Regions from separate parts of the Homo sapiens genome. Here region 1 is linked to region 2. The links are chromatin loops, found by intact Hi-C in ENCODE. Cell type or tissue: PC-9. All regions are shown on one strand. Each heading gives the region's core, and the rest is flanking DNA. Links, peaks and the distances in the headings are about the cores only.

Region 1 (8,483 bases), core at 238-8,237, 97 kb before region 2:
AATCTAGATATGAGCCAAGCACAGTGGTGCACACCTGTAGTCCCAGTTACTTGAGAGGCTGGGGTGAGAGGATGGCTGGAGTCCAGGAGTCTGAGGCCAGCTGGGAAACATAGTGAGGCCTTGTCTCTATATTTTAAAAAGAAAATTTTACATCAAGATATAGAATATTATTAAGCAATAAAAAGAAACAAAGTACTGATCTATGGATGAACCTCAAAATCATTAAACAAATATTAAAAAAAAGGCAAATATAGAGACAGAGAAAGTAGACTCAAGGTTACCTAGGGCTGGAGACAGGGGTATGTAAGGAGTGACTGTTAATGGACTCAAGGTTTCTTTGCAGGATGATAAAAAACATCCTAAAATTAAATTTTGGTGATGGTGGCATGACTCTATAAATATACAAAAAACCATCCAAATTGTATACTTTTTTTTTTTTTTTAAACGCAGTCTCACTCTGTTGCCAGGCTGAAGTGCAGTGGCATGATCTTGGCTCACTGCAACCTCCACCTCGCAGGTTCAAGCAATTCTCCTACCTCAGCCTCCCGAGTAGCAGGACTACAGGTGCGTGCCACCACACTCAGCTAATTTTTGTATTTTTAGTAGAGACGAGGTTTCACCATGTTGGCCAGGATGGTCTCGATCTCTTGACCTTGTGATCCACCCACCTCAGCCTCCCAAAGTGCTGGGATTACAGGCGTGAGCCACCGCACCTGGCCAATTGTATAAGTTTTTTAAAAATCAAGGTAACTGAAGTTAATATAGGTTGGCTTTTGGATGCTTGCTTTCTTTTATATCTGCAACTGAATAATCCTGGATACAATCTTACAGAACCTATCTATATTCTTGAGTACAATAAAAAGCATATTAAATAAAAGTCCACGTTTGTTAAACTACGTAATATAAAGTACAAGCAGCTACTCAAGAGTGTGACTAGGCGAACAGTACTAGACCACCGACAGTTACCAGGCTATATCAAGACAAGACACTTGTACAAAATATAAATCAACTACATCACTAACCACACTGTTGGGTTCACCTAACAGCTTTTCATAGCAATACTTTCTCAGTGAAGAAAGTAATGCATTTACATACATTGCAGTGTACATTTTTCATTCCAACACAGACCAGTAACAAAGTTTCTGAACCAGCTACTTTGAGTACCATGGAATAGAAAACTAAGAACAGAATGCCAAATACGTGCAGAAAAACCATACAGGCTTTTAAACCTGGGTACCTAGAATACCAGATAATTCAAATCACTTGAGAAAGAATATCTTGGCTCCTCTAAATAAACATTTCTCCTGATAGCGACTCTAAAACACACAATTAGATGCAACTAAAATCGTGCCAAGATAAAGTAACAAGAACCAAATGAACTCTACCACCTGAAAACTAAAAAACTGAATGAAGAACAGCTCTCAAGCCACTGGACATCAGGATAAAAGGTCAGTGATCCCTGAAAGAAAAGAAACAACAGAGGTCACCTCTATAACTGCTCCAGCTTATTACTGTCTAGAGAGACTTTTAAGGCCACAGGGCAAAGAGGCAAACTCAGGCAGAATCCAGTGGTCTCCCTGAGTTATGGAGAGAAACTGAGAGTCTAGGAAAGCTAAGGAGAATAGTTTCAGGAGAGAGTACCAGAGAAGAATCATGTAGAAAAAGAACTCGAGAGATCTGCAAGGAGTCCCCCTCAAGTCTTGAGCTGATTAGTGATCAGCATATGCGTGTGAGGAAATTAACCCAGGCTGGAGAAAGAATCACCCAAAAAGGACTACAGGGAACAGTGCCTGGAACTCAAAAAGGGCCAGGAATAGTGGTTATTCCTACCAGCCAGAGTGGAAAAACTCATAATTCATGGGAGAACAATTACAGTATTCTCTAATTGAAAGAAGGGTCTTTCCTCAGTAGTGGGGAGAGAGTAACCCCAGTCTAAATGCTGCTCTGGTACCACTAAACAAAGCTTGAAAACAAGGCTCAAAAAAATCAAACTGTTGCCAAGTAATTAAACCACATCCCAGAACAAAGCTCAAGAATATTTTTAGGAATATAAAAAATATCCCAACACCCAGCAAGGTATAATTCACAATATATGACATCCAATCAAAAATTACTAGGCATGCAGAGAGGCAGAAAAATATAACCCATAATGAGTAGAAAAGCCAATCAATCAAAACTGATACAGAAATGAGCCAGATGATCAAGTTAATGAACGGACATTTAAACATGTGTATTCCATATGTTCAAGAAGCTAGAAGAAAATTGAACACAGTAAACACATAGAAACATGAAAGACATGAAAAAGACTCAAATCAAACTTCTAGGAATGAAAACAACAATGTCTGAGATAAAAAATATATATATACTGGATGGGACTAATGGCAGATTAAATATTGCAAAGAAAAGATTAGTGAACTTGGAGACAAATAAAATTTAACTATTTAAAATGAAACAGAGAGAAAAGGGACTTAAAAAAAAAGCACAAGTGAAAAAAAAAAGCACAAGTGAACTCTGAAACAACTTTAAGCAACAAAACATATGTGTACTCGAGTCCCTGAAGAAGAGGAAAGACAGAAAAAACAGCTGAAGAAATAATGGCCTAAAATTTTCAAAATTTAATGAAAACCATAAGTATACAGATACAAAAAGGTCACTGAACCCCAAGCATAAAAAATAAAGAAAATAAAGAGGACACAACATAATCAACCACTTAAATTCAATGATAAAGAGTAAATCTTAAAAATAGTAAGAGGAAAAAAACACATTAAATATAAAGGAAGAAAAATACCAATGACACTGAATTTCTCATCAAAAACAATAAACGTGAGAAGAACCACATTTCTAAAATACTCAAATACAAAAACTATCTATCTAGAATTCTATACACAACAAAAATCTCTTTTAAAACTAAAGGTAAAATAAGACTTTTCCTAACATACAAAAGTTGAACAAATTCATCAACAGAAGACCTGCACTACAAAAATGTTAAAGAAAGTCCTTTCAGGTAGAAGGAAAATTATACCAGACAGAAACCTTTATCTATGCATTTTACCAGGTTGGTTCTTTATAAGAATCCTTAAAATTACTTACAATACACTGAAGAATACTTAAGTACTCCAAAAGGTACCACTACCATTTTGAAGGGAAAATGGTTAATTCAATTTCCTAAATGTTAATTTACATTACTAGAATTTCAAATTTGAAGTTGCATAAAATCTCCCTAAGAATTATGTACCATGGTAAATTTATCAGTCAGTGCTTGACCAGATAAGCAAACAGCTGGGGAGAGAGAGAAAGACAGACAGACGAACAGACAGACTGAGAGAGACACTAAGAGATTTGATCTTGTGTAACTGTAGAAGCTGGAACTAGCTTGTGTAAGGCAGGCAATCAAGAAAGACATCATAAAGTGGGAAAAGCAAGAACAAAATAGGATCCACAATCACCAGATGAAGCCCACCAGAACGGACTGAAAACTGAAGTCCATGTTGGTTTTTATTCTGACCCTGATAGTCTCAAGATGTCTTGAGCATGCTGGGGTCCTTCCTGACAGACCTAACCCAAGAGATGGAGAAACTGAAAGAGGATTCCACAGAAGGTAGGGCAATTGCAGCCTGGCTACTACTACCTCATACCAACAAGGTGAGCCAGGAGAGAAGCCACAACTTGTATAAGCTACAAAAATGGCTGCTGCTTCACTTCTGCCTTCAAATCTCATGCAAGAATCTCTCTTGTGTCTCATCCTAAACAAATTACAGAGAAGAGAACTCTGGAAAATAAGTTCAGCCTAGCAAGGTGACATATTACAAAGCTACCACCACAAAATTCCATTTATCAGAAAGAACTCCATTTGACTTAAGTTCCCGCAACTCAAAATTCTAAACTTTAAACTTTTAATACATATGATCCTTCAATTGTATTATCAATGAGTTTCATCTAACCATACCATTATGTGTCCTGGTATATTCTGATAAGAAAAATTTCTTCTATAAATGAGAAAACCATTTCAATGACTAATATCCACAAAGACATTACATTACTGTACTAAAACTATATGCTGATTTTTTCCCACAATTTATCCTTTCTGAAATGGAGATGCATCTTACAATCAACGGTATGTCTTAGTTTACTTGGATTATTTTTTTCCTGGCAGTAATGATGTATAACCATAGCTTCTCAGGCTCAATGAAGCAAGATATTAAAGGCTTCCCAAAATCTTTGCAGGAACTACTGATTTTCTATTAAAATTGTAATCAGGACAATCTTAAATAAATGTAAACCAAATTCCATAAAATGTGCAACATAATTTAAAAGGTATTAAACTTCTTTTTTCTGGTTTTCAATCAAAACATGCTAAGTAAATGGGCAATGTGGCACAGTTATGTGATCGCTAGAGGGAGACAAATGACTGCTGAGTTTTAGTAATACAAAATCTTTCAATTCATTTGTTAGCTGTTAAAAACTGGTATTTTCATCCCTTTAAATACCAGAATACCCACAATATTTATAAAATGATAAAGTACAAAATAGTGCTTTTTTAAAACTTCTTAAAAGAACTGGAAGGCCACAGAAAAACACTAAAGATGCATAAAAAGAAAACATTGTAAATAGCTCACATATAGTAAACCAGGACTGTCCAAGAATGATAGTTTTTAAATATATGTTTTTTTAAATCATTTTTCAAGACCATAAAATCCCATATTCCAAATAAAACGTCACCTTCAGACCCTTCTTTTGACTACAATTAAAGCTGGTCAGAATGCCACAAGCCCCAAAACTCATTGTTATCTATTTATTCCATAAATACTTGATGAATAAAGAGACATACTATACTTGTATCTGTTATTATAAGCCATTGTAATATAGTAACAAAAACACCTAGCTTGGGTTTTCAGGTTCTCAACTTTGCCACTTGTTAACTAGACGACTTATCCATGAGGAAGCCTGAACTCAGAAAAACTAAGTGACCACCTTATTTCAATGAGAATAAAAAGGAAAACTCTATCTGATGACAAGTTGTTCTTTGCAGTATATGCTGTCACTCTACAACAACACAAAATATCTTTACGTTTTAGAGAAGAAACAGCCAAAAAGATAAAGATAGCTTAAGAGGTCCACACTAACCAGAGAAGAGATCTTGCACATTCTCTCACTCCCATACCTATGATACTTCCCAAATACCTGGTGATGTCTCCTACCCAGTTTGTGAAACTTAAGAATCAAAACAGTATGAATACATTTAACAGTTTGTAACATCCTCCATTACATTGTTTTGGCAATATTACTTTAATATTCTCAAATATAGTTCAAAAATGCCTTGAAGTACATCACATCCATCTTATTATTCAAGTTGAAAATACAATTATATGAAAAAAACTCAATTCATAGTTTAGGCTCCAAAAAAATTATAAGCTAAATTAACTGAAAAACTTAACAGAGGCACAGCTCTTTTTACTCCTATTTGAAAAACAAGATTCAAAATCACTGGTTCTCTGAGCCTCAGTTTTAACTCTTTCAATTTCCAATACGTATCTAGCACTCCAAAATACAAACAAGAACACAATGAAACACACAAACTGCTAATTTTCACAGAAGTCTTTGATAAATGTAAAGATGGGGTTTCAAAAAATACTCATCAGTACAATAGATTATTTGGCAATAAAAGGAGTGAATTAACAATATATATTACAACATGGATGAACCTTGAAAACATTATGCTAAGTGAAATAAGCCAGTCACAAAGGCCACATATTATATGATTCCATTCATGTGAAATGTCCAAAATACACAAATCCATAGATACAGAAATTTCAATTAGTGGCTGTCTGGGACTGGGGGAAGCAATCAGAAGGTAAACGGTAGAGTAACCACAAGTAAGTAAAAGCTTTCTTTTGGGGATGAATTTGTTCCTAAATTAGACTATGGTAATGGTTGCATGATTTTGTAAATACATTAAAATCCATTGAATTGTATAAACTGGTGAACTTTATGATACACAAATGACATCTCAATAAAGCTGTTTTGAAAAATAATCAATTAGATCAGCTCACATCTTTGGCCCTCAGAAGTATACAGCAGTGGTTAAAAGCACGGACTGGAGCCATACTGCTAGCCTCTATCACTTACTAACTGTGCAATCACGGACAAGTAAGTAGCCTCTCTGTGCTACCTCTGAAAAATGCAGACGATACTGCTTACTTCACAGGACGAAGTTAGCTAACATATGTAAAGCACTCAAATCACCATCTGGCTTTTATTAAGTGTTATATGAGTTATTTTTATTAATGAGCCTTTTTCAAGAGAGGAGGGGAGAAATCTTCCCTTACAGTTGAACCAGAAAGGAATGGAAAATTATCCTTAATAATAGAGTTACTTTTTAAATCTAGGATGTACATGAATAATGAAGTAGATACCACAAAAATCTAGGGGAAATACAATATGTAATTTATTGTTTCTCAATTTATAAACATTATCTTGTTTTAGTTTTAATCTACTTTGTAATCCTAGTTTATTCCTTCAAGCAGCCAATTTCATAAAATAACATTAAAAACAAACACATAATTTAAACCAATCTGTTGTAATAATCCCAACATATCCAATTCTTTTAATTTACCAAGTTAAAGAATTGTAATTATCAGAATTTCATTTAGTTTTAATTATTAGAGCACTTTAGAGTGATAAAAGTCAATGTGATAAAAGATGAAAAATTTTATTAATAAACAATTACAGAATTTAATTCACTTTTATTTTTTGTCAAGTATGGAATAGGTAATAAGCTAGTCATATTATTTTATAAAAGAATGGAAATGCAATAAATTTCTCCTATTATGAAGAAAATGAAGGTCTCTGCTTATTACATGGAGAATCCATTACAAAACTTTAAATGAAATTATAGATGATACATCAGAACAATCTTTCAGATATTCAACAGTTTATATACTCAGTACCTCAAATAGAAGACCTCTAGAACTACTATAGGATTCACACCATGGAACAGATTTAAAACAAGTGCCAAGAAATGTCACAGATTTTATAAGCCATCCAACCAGACCAGTTTGAAAGTCTGGAGTTGTAGCTGCCCAGCAGGCATGCTTGATTAAAATGGAGACTAATTTTGGAATATGAAGCAAATTCATAAAAAAAAAAAAACTAAAAGTCCATTGACTAGTAACAAAGAGGAACTATCTCTCCTGGCCAACACGTTTTATCCCCAGAAATAAACAATTGTCACCACATATGTCTTATAACTTAGAGGGTTTTTTTGGTTACATTATGTATCCATTATACTTTTAGAATCTGAGGGAAATGCTATGAATTTCCAGTCCTGTTGGATGACACTTTATATTGTAGTCCTTCCTTGATGATTCTCTGGTTCCTATTATGAAAAACAGTAAAATAATAATAGCTACTTACATTTAGAGAGAACTTCCCATGCATCAAGTACCATTCCAGGTCCTTTGTCAATTTTTTTCTATAATATGGAATATCATTTAAAAAATCACTTTCAAGTGCTTCCCAGAGAATATGCCCCAATGCAAGAATGGCAGCAGAGAAGCAGTCTCCTCCAAGATTCGTGACTGTCATCAAGATTTAAGAGTTGGCATAAAAACTTCTGCTGAAGACCTCTTCTGAGCACCAAGGCCACAATGTCCTACAAGTTTTGCTTCATTAATCCCCTGACCTCAGTCTACCACTTTAGTCTTGTCTGTAGTCCTTAACCCCTTTATCACCTGGAGAGCACAGAGAATCTGAGACTGTTTAAATCTTAGCTACTACTCAAATGGACCAGAGAAATGGCCCGATGTGTGTGTGTGTATATATATATGTAATTTCACACAAATGAAGGCCTATCATTCCGCCATTCCTATTCTCACAATCATCCATTCCTTCCTTGGATTTCAAAGTAATCAGAGTCAAAACCTCAAAGCCCACATTTCAGGATATTCTTGATCTCATGGGCTTAGGACATGGTGAAATGGGCCTTTTTCATGAGTCATCTATCTCACCTTGATCCCTCTGGCTTGTAATACAGTGAAAAAAAAAAAAAAGATTGACATTAAACTTTGGAAAACTACCAAATCCAGGTATAAATCATGAGAAAAATATGTGAAGAATGGAGAAAAAGAGAGTAATAACTACACAAAGCAGCAAGAGAATTACAACAAATGAGTAAAAAAAAAAAAAAAAAAAAAAAAAAAAAAAAATTGCTGAATGTCCTAATAGTCATCGAGGGCACATATTATGAGATTTTACTATATTTTAATACTTGGTATACCTGCTTCAAAGGTTCAAATGAAAAAAGTAGTTCCTTAACCAAATGGAAAATCCTACTCCTATAGTCTGCTGCAGGACACTAAGTGTTCCCCAGGAGTAAAACTGGGAAATACTTGCATATTTTTAACTAAAAAGGCTAACGATAGAAAAGACAGAATTGAAGACTTCACATTTATAAGGAGATTTGTAAATGTACATAGTACTTGACA
Region 2 (8,483 bases), core at 216-8,215:
CTGCCTTTGTTTTTTTGTTTTTTGTTTTTTAAAAAGACAGGGTCTTGTTCTGTTACCCAGGCTGGAGTGCAGTGGCATGATCATGGCTCACTGTTATCTTGAATTCCTGGCCTCAAATGATTCTCTCATCTTGGCCTCCCAAAGCACTGGGATCACAGGTGTTAGCCATTGTGCCTGACCAAGATCTCCCTTTTTAAGGTGGAATAAATATCCATTTTACACACACACACACACACACACATTGTGGTACATAGATATGTAAATATATTTGTATTTTTACACATATATGTAAATATTTATATATGTTTTTGTATATATACAAATATACCACACTTTCTTTTTTTTTTTTTTTTTGAGACAGTATTGCTCTGTCGCTCAGGCTGGAGTGCAGTGATGCGATCTTGGCTCACTGCAACCTCTGCCTCCTGGGGTCAAGCAATTCTCCCACGTCAGCCTCCCAAGTAGCTGAGATTACAAGCGCCTACCACCACGCCTGGCTAATTTTTGTAATTTTAGTAGAGATGGGGTTTTACCATGTTGGCCAGGCTGGTCTTGAATTCCTGACCTCAGATGATCCGCCCACCTCGGCCTCCCAAAATGCTGGGATTACAGGCATGAGGCACTGCGCCCAGCCTCCATGATTTCTTTATTCATTCCTCTGTTGTCGGCTGATGTTTTGTTACAGCAGCCCAAATAATGTAGACAGATTGAAACACATAATTGTAGTATGTATTTTAAATATTGGCTGAATGAAGTTATTTTTTAAAATTTCATAGTGTGAAGTTTGGCCTATTAAGGGCAATTACCCTATTAAGAAGATGCCCTAAATTTGAAGTATTCTAGCACGTGGTTGATGAATTCTTAGCCATGAGTTTAGGGGTAACAGGAAGTACATTCGGACCTGGAAGTGATGTCTTACAAGGCGAGTCACAAGTGTAGGTCCTCTAAAGGGTTCTACATGTATGATAGGAATCTACTCAGTGGTCTATACTGTTCTATCACATTTTGCAGGTGATGGTTGAGTGTCCAGTGTCAAGTGTAGTCAGGCACAAGTGATAAATAAAACTATCTTCATTAATAGCCCCATCTTCCCTGAGATGAACCCAGATAAACAGGAAAGTTTATGATTAAATTGGATGACATTGTACCCTAGCAGGCTTAGGGGGCAGAAAAAAGAATAATAGCATTTTGGGAATCACCCATTTATTTTTTGGCCAGGAGTACCATTTGCACTTGCCTGACTAATGAAAGAAGTTATGTTACACACGGGACCATTAGAGTCCCTAATGAGTCAAATTAGTTTCCTTGAAAGGGCCCCAGTGGCCCTCTCAGATTGCATCCTGGCACAGCAGAAAGACCTGGACCTAGGCCTTGTCTGCTGGGACATGTAACTGGCTGTATTTGCATGGGAGGCCTTCCTTACTCCTAGTTCACATGGCTGACTCTCAGGGTATGCTCAGAGCCCTGTAAGATTGGACAGATACAGAAATTTTGTTTGGTGGCACTGTATGAGTTTTGCCAGTTCTTTTGAGGTTGTAGGACTATATAGCAGAGGTTTTTGAATGAAAGATCTGGAATGGGGATAATTTTCTGACTTCTTGGTCTCAAAGCACCTTAAAACCTAAAATTAACCAGTGGAAGAATTAAGCCTCTGGCCTTAATTTATAGTGGCACATATCTGCTAAGGGCTTCATTCTGAACTTAATAGGAGTGCTAAGTCTTTTTTTCTATTTTTGAGACAGGGTCTTGCTCTGTCACCCAGGTTGGAGTACAGTGGTGAAATCATGGCTCACTGCAGCCTTGACCTCCTGGACTCAAGCGATCCTCCCACCTCAGCATCCCGCACCTCCGACCCCCAGTAGCTGGGATTACAGGCCTGTGCCACCACATTCAGCTAATTTTTGTATTTTTGTTTTTAAATAGAAATGGGGTCTCACCGTGTTGCTCAAGCTGGTCTTGAACTCCTGGCCTCAGGCGATCCACCTGCCTCGGCCTCCTTAAGTGCTGGGATTACAGGCGTGAGCCACCATGCCTGGCAATAGATCTTTTTGAGGCGGGGTCTTTAGGAGTTGAAGGTGAACTTTATGGTGAGGAGCTGCTCTTCTACCCTAGTAATTAAACTCATCTGGCATCAGTCTGTGTGAAAATACTAAGCATGTAGCAGGGCACATCTGCAGGTATTTTCTTAGGACAATGGCATTGAATGCTAATGTGTAGGGTGCATTACAGGGTCACAGACTTCCTGACTGCTGGATTCTGAGTGACCCCCTGGCCTTTCCCTAGAACTTCAAAGTCCCGTACGGTAGCCACTGGCCACAGGTGGCTACTGAGCACTTGAAAGGTAGCTGGTACGAATTGAGATGTACTCCAAGCATAAAATAGAACCTGGAATTAAAAGATTTAGTCTAAAAAAGTGTAAAATATATTGTTAATCATTTTTAAATATTGATTATATGAAGAAATACTATTTTTAGTATCAGGTTAAATAAAATATATTATTAAAATTAATTTCACTTATTTCTCTATCCTCTTTTGAAATGTGGCTACTAGAAAATTTAAATGGCTCAAATTATGTTTCTTTTGCATAGTGCTGCTTCAGAGAATAGTCAGTGGGAGAGTTAGACTAGTGAATGTGTGGCCAGAGGCTGTAAAATCCAAAATCTATGAATAGATATTGGGTCTGAGGAGGTGCTCTCTACAAGCAAGGCATTCAGAATTGAATTTCTCCAGTTTGCCTGGAGATCAACATACCACATCCATTTCAGTCCAGGACTTTCAGCACCAGAGGTGTGTGAGAGGCAAGATCCAGGGACCAAATAAGTCTATTAGTTCAGAGAGTCATGAAAAATGTTGTTAATCAATTGCTAGGAAACTAATATTTATAGCCAGTATTCAAACATCTGAATTGGGCTTGGAAAAACTGTTTTATTTCCTGAGAGAGATGCCCAAGGCTTTAGCCTCCTTAGAGATCTAACTCTCTGATGAGCCTCTCAGGGCCTGTTACTACTGGCTGCAGAGGAAGTGAGTGGATAATGACGCCCTAAGGTCACTGTGTGCAGGCCACAGTATTCCTGACATAGCCTCTCATTCTTCCCAAGGAGCATGGGACACTGCAGCCTGGTTTAAAGTGAGGCGGGGCTTTTCTTTTTCTTCAAGAATAGTTGGCTATATGTTGTGGGGTACTATACACATAATTCAGCATCTGCCACAAATGCATCATTGAAAGAATGGGTCATGTCAGACACTGTAGAGCTATTAGACTTTGGCTGGAAACAAATGGAAAAAGCAAATGGAAAAACAAATGGAAAACTCAGAACACTGGCCTTCTAATACAAACACTCACCTCAGTGACCAGTCATAGCCTTTCTTCCCTGAGGAATCTGCCATGTCATGGTGGGTGGGTGGGGGTGGGGTGGCATCTGGAGAGTGTTTGCCAATCTTGACTCTGTATCTTTAGGTTGCTTGATTCACCTATGCACCTGGAAGGGTAACTTTGGGCACCTAGCAGCATTTGGGAAGAATCAATTCTGACCAAAGCATTCAGTGGGCTGTACTTCAATCAACTTCCTGCTCGGTTTCCCATTTTAGCTTTCTTTCCCATTCACTGTCAAGCTGCAGACCTTTGGACTTGACAGTTATGTCTGGTGACTCCAGCCTCAGACCCTTGGCTCTCCCTCAAGAGATTTGCCTTAGATCTGTTCTACCAGAGCTCCTCTATTTGTATTTCCTTAGATATTTAAAAAAACAAAAAACAGTTAACATGGCAGGCCTGGCTCCTTACCAGGTTTGCCCTTGGCTGACATCTGCGAACTTGAATTTGGGAAAGGTTTCTACTATGCTAACTGATAAAAGTGGCTTACTATACCTAAACTATACAAACAATGTGAGTTTATGATGAATACCTGCTTTATTTCTGGGAGTCTGGAATTTGGTGGTAGGCAGAGGATGCCTATGTGATTTAACCACCAGTAAAACCCTGGGTGCAGAGTGTATAATGAGCTTCTCTGGTAGAAAACACTTCCCACATGTCATCATGACTCATTACTAAGGAGTTAGGCGTGTCTTCTGTGACTTCATTTGGAAAGAATTATCAAAAGCTTGAGCTTGGTTTCCTCTAGACTTTGCTCCATGTGCTTTTGCCTTTGCTGATTTTTCTTTGTACCCTTTTGCTATAATAAATCATAGCCATGAGTGTGACCATATGCTGACTCCTGAGTCCTTCTAGCAAATAACCAAATCTGGGGATGGTTTTGGGGGCCCTTGACATATCAGTTAATATACGGAAACCACTGGAGAAAGTCTTGAATGTAATTTTTGGTTTGATTATTTTTCTTAGAGTTCAGAATGGGAATCCCTAATACATCAAGCATTACATAATATGGTTGGGAGATCCAAAGCACTAAAGCCGAGGCTAATAATATGCGGAAAATTGGCATATGTTGTAGACTTCCCAAAAGACCCCCATTAGGACAAGTTACATAGGGTACACTCAGGAGAGATCAGTGCAGGAAGACCAAGGAAGGTTTGAAGGATTCAGTATGGCAGAAAGACATGCAAATCAGAGACAGGACCTTCCTTAAACAGAACCCAAGACCATATCCCAGAAAATGGAATAGAGAGACAAGGGCTGGTATTATCTCTGTCACATTGGCTGAGTAGGTTAAAATCAGAAAGTGTGTTGGAAAAACAAAGCAAAGCAAAGCAAAACAAAACAAAAAAAGGACCTGCAAGAAAGAATAGACTTCTTTTCTTCTGGGGGGAGGGACAGTGTCTCTGTCGCCCAAGATGGAGTGCAGTGGTACAATCTCAGCGCACTGCAACTTCTGCCTCCCAGGCTCAAGTGATCCTCCCAGCTCAGCTTCCTGAGTATTTTTAGTGGAGATGGGGTTTCACCTTGTTGCCCAGGCTGGTCTCGAACTCCTGTGCTCAAGCGATCTGCCCTCCCCGGCCTCCCAAACTGTTGGGATTACAGACGTGAGCCACTGCATCTGGCCACTTCTTTTTTAAAGTATACTGTTCTTGATAAAGCTGTAGTTAGGAATCTCTTTAGGGACAAAAAGTTTACAAATAGAAAGAGTAAAAAAAAAAATTTATTGAGAAATATTTTCATTATTCTACCCTACACAATGAAAGTTTTTTGTATATGGATGGTATAGATTAGGTTTAGCACTGAATATTTTTTATGTATTAAATATTAAAAAAAAAAAAAAGCCCTGCAAGGCCTCACTAGTTTTGTTTTCTCATGGAAAACCAGAGTTCAAATTCCCAATGGGGATGCAGCCCCTGATTTTTTGAAAGACAGAATATATAGTGGTTATGAGCATGGCCTTTGGAATCAGATGCCTTTTTTTGAGTTCTAGTCCTATTTATAGCTGTGTAATCTTGGACAAGTTAACAACCTCTTCATTTCCTAATTGTTTTCTCTTCAAATGCAAAGAATAATTATAATTGCTTCAAAGGGTTGCTGAAAGGTTGACCTGAATTGCTCCACGTAAAGGACTTACATAGTGCCTAGCATATACAGTATGCTCAATAAATGGTAGAGATCATTGTTATTATTACTATGACATGATTCCTGTGCTCTTAGAAAGTGAATCCATAGGATGTTGTGAATAATTGAGAGCTATAGTGATATGCATTGATAACTTGCGAATGTGATAAAACAAAATGCCCCTAAATTTTTAGTTATAAAACTAACTAAAAGGAATCACATGAAGGATAGCTCGAAGGCCCAGAAATTTTTTTTTTGAGACAGAGTCTCGCTCTGTCTCCCAGGCTGGAGTGCAGTGGCGTGATCTCGGCTCACGGCAAGCTCCGCCTCCCGCGTTCATGCCATTCTCCTGCCTCAGCCTCCCGTGTAAATGGGACTACAGGCGCCTGCCACTACGCCTGGCTAATTTTTTGTATTTTTAGTAGAGACGGGGTTTCACCGTGTTAGCCAGGATGGTCTCGATCTCCTGACTTCGAGATCTGCCCGCCTCGGCCTCCCAGAGTGCTGGGATTACAGGCGTGAGCCACCACGCCCGGCCAAAGGCCCAGAAAATTTTAATGAAACCAGTTTGAAGTTATTATCACATTTTAAGAATGTATCAATCAAAACAAGTCGTTGTTCAACTGTGGCAGGACAGAACAGTAGTTCCAGGACTTTGAATTTTATGACCAAGTTAGAAAAAAAATTGTAGAATGTGATGAAGTGCTGCCAACTTTTCAATTTACCCAAGACTGGCATGAAAAAGATCTAACAGTCTACTACTGCTGTCATGTCCTAAAAGAAAGATGTTTTGTCTCCAAAAAATACACATAGCATATCTTCAGAACAAAGATAGTACTTCCCAGAAAGTCTACTAATCTAGGGAGATTTTTTCCCCCCAACAGGTGAAAATCTCCTGAAAGGCAAGCAATACTCTTTGGATCAGCCCTTGGGATGAGAAAAGTCACAGTTGGGGCTGGGCACAGTGACTTGTGCTTGTAATCCCAGTGGTTCAGGAGGCTGAGGTGGGGGGATCCCTTGAGCTTGAGTGAGGAATTTTAGTGAGGCCCCCCGCTGCCTGCACAGTCTCTACCAATTTTTTTTTTTAATTAACCAGTTGTAGTGGCACATGTCTATAGTCCCAGCTACTCAGGAGGCTGAGATGGGAGGGTTGCTTGAGTCTAGGAGGTTGAGGCCACAGTGAGCTAAGAACATGCCTGAGCTAAGAACATGAATGTACTCCAGCCTGGACCACAGAGCAAGATCCTGTCTCAAAAAAAGAAAAGTCACAAAGGCAAACACCAGTAGTGTCCACTGTCCAAGCAAAAGGAAACTATGCCACCTAAATTTGACCTATTCCTGGTTCCAGTTGCAAAACCATTTATTTTTTCTTTCTTTCTTTTGTAGAATCATGGTCTCACTATTTTGCTCAGGCAGGTCTTGAACTCCAGGCCTCAAGTGATTCTCCCACCTCAGCCTCCCAAAATGCTGGAATTATAGACCTGAGACAACTGTGCCTGGCCTTGCAATACCATTTCCAATGCAAAGATAAATATAGGAGAGTTAGGCATTGATTTTGAGTACTTCCTCTTAATATGGTCACAAAAGTAACAGGACATTCACTAAACATTTGATTTATCTGTTTCTCTCATACTCATGAAGGAACCATCTAATTCCAATGTAGATCAACCAGGGAGAGCCTGGGTTGACCACCTGAACTTCAAACATTTCTAGCAAATCATGGAAATGACTTCTGAATATGGCTTAGCTTCCTATGTAGCTTCATTACAGGAGAGGGAATATGCTGATTATGTCCACAGGGGTATTGCTGTTTTATTTCTCCTAGTAAATTAATACATTTGCATTCTGGTACCTATTTTGGTCTCTTGTGCTTTTCAGACAACTTGTCCCAGTCTCTCAGGGCCTGATTACTCCCAGGCACTGAGAAAATGACATTTCCAGGATGTGGAAGCAGCTGGTCTTCTTGTATACCATGGCACATGCACACTATTCCATTTTTTTTTGCTACTTTATTTATTTTTTTTTAATTATACTTTAAGTTCTAGGGTACATGTGCACAACATGCAGGTTTGATACATAGGTATACATATGCTATGTTTGTTTGCTGCACCCATCGACTCATCATTTACATTAGGTATTTCTCCTAATGCTATCCCTCCCCCAGCCCCCCACCCTCCTACAGGCTCCAGTGTGTGATGTTCCCCACCCTGTGTCCAAGTGATCTCATTGTTCAATTCCCACCTATGAGTGAGAACATGCAGTGTTTGGTTTTCTGTCCTTGTGATAGTTAGCTCAGAATGATGGTTTCCAGCTTCATCCATGTCCCTGCAAAGGACATGAACTCATCCTTTTTTATGGCTGAGTAGTATTCCATGGTGTATATGTGCCACATTTTCTTTTTCCTTTTCTTTTCTTTTTTTTTTTTTTTTTTTTTTTGAGATGGAATCTCGCTCTGTTGCCCAGGCTGGAGTGCAGTGGTGGGATCTCAGCTCACTGCAAGCTCTGCCTCCCAGGTTCAGGCCATTCTCCTGCCTCGGCCTCCGGAGTAGCTGGGACTATAAGCGCCCGCCACCACACCCGGCTAATTTTTTGTATTTTTAGTAGAGACAGGGTTTCACCGTGTTAGCCAGGATGGTCTCCATCTCCTGACCTTGTGATCTGCCTGCCTTGGCCTCCCAAAGTGCTGGGATTACAGGTGTGAGCCACCACGCCCAGCCTATATGTGCCACATTTTCTTAATCCAGTCTATCATTGATGGACATGTGGGTTGGTTCCAAGTCTTTGCTATTGTGCACACGATTCCATTTTTAAATTCATGCCTATCTACTGACATTTACAAAAAAAATACATGGCAGTGGCTTTATTAGTCAAGGTGCAAGCTAAGCTGCTATAATAAAGAGACTCCAAAATATATTGACTTAAATAAAATGAAGTTTCTTTCTCTCTTATAAATCTAGAGTAAGAGGTCCAGGGCTGGCCTGGGGGTCTTACT

What was found. Hi-C counts contacts between places; a loop is a spot of excess contacts. Peaks named below come from ENCODE experiments on the same cell type or tissue, not always from the same donor. Only the 100,000 strongest peaks of a DNase experiment are listed, where the experiment ranks them.
Region 1: a loop joins it to region 2, with 2.5 times the contacts of the local background. A loop is called at or near these places in 17 of 110 quality-filtered maps.

The regions. Positions count from the first base shown.
Region 1 is chr7:27,770,819-27,779,301 of GRCh38, reverse strand. All of the region lies in intron 5 of TAX1BP1 (Tax1 binding protein 1), which reads right to left. Among named protein-coding and RNA genes, the nearest start is that of TAX1BP1-AS1, 34 kb to the right of the region's middle. In PC-9, for the core only: a CTCF peak has its summit at 4,373; a DNase peak (open chromatin) is centred at 7,961; H3K27ac peaks cover 942 bases.
Region 2 is chr7:27,673,680-27,682,162 of GRCh38, reverse strand. The region is part of intron 2 of LOC105375211 (a long non-coding RNA gene); the gene reads right to left. Among named protein-coding and RNA genes, the nearest start is that of HIBADH, 15 kb to the right of the region's middle. RefSeq lists an enhancer at 3,364-4,563. In PC-9, for the core only: no CTCF peak of the experiment used is centred there; DNase peaks (open chromatin) are centred at 3,502 and 4,012; H3K4me3 peaks cover 367 bases; H3K27ac peaks cover 3,682 bases.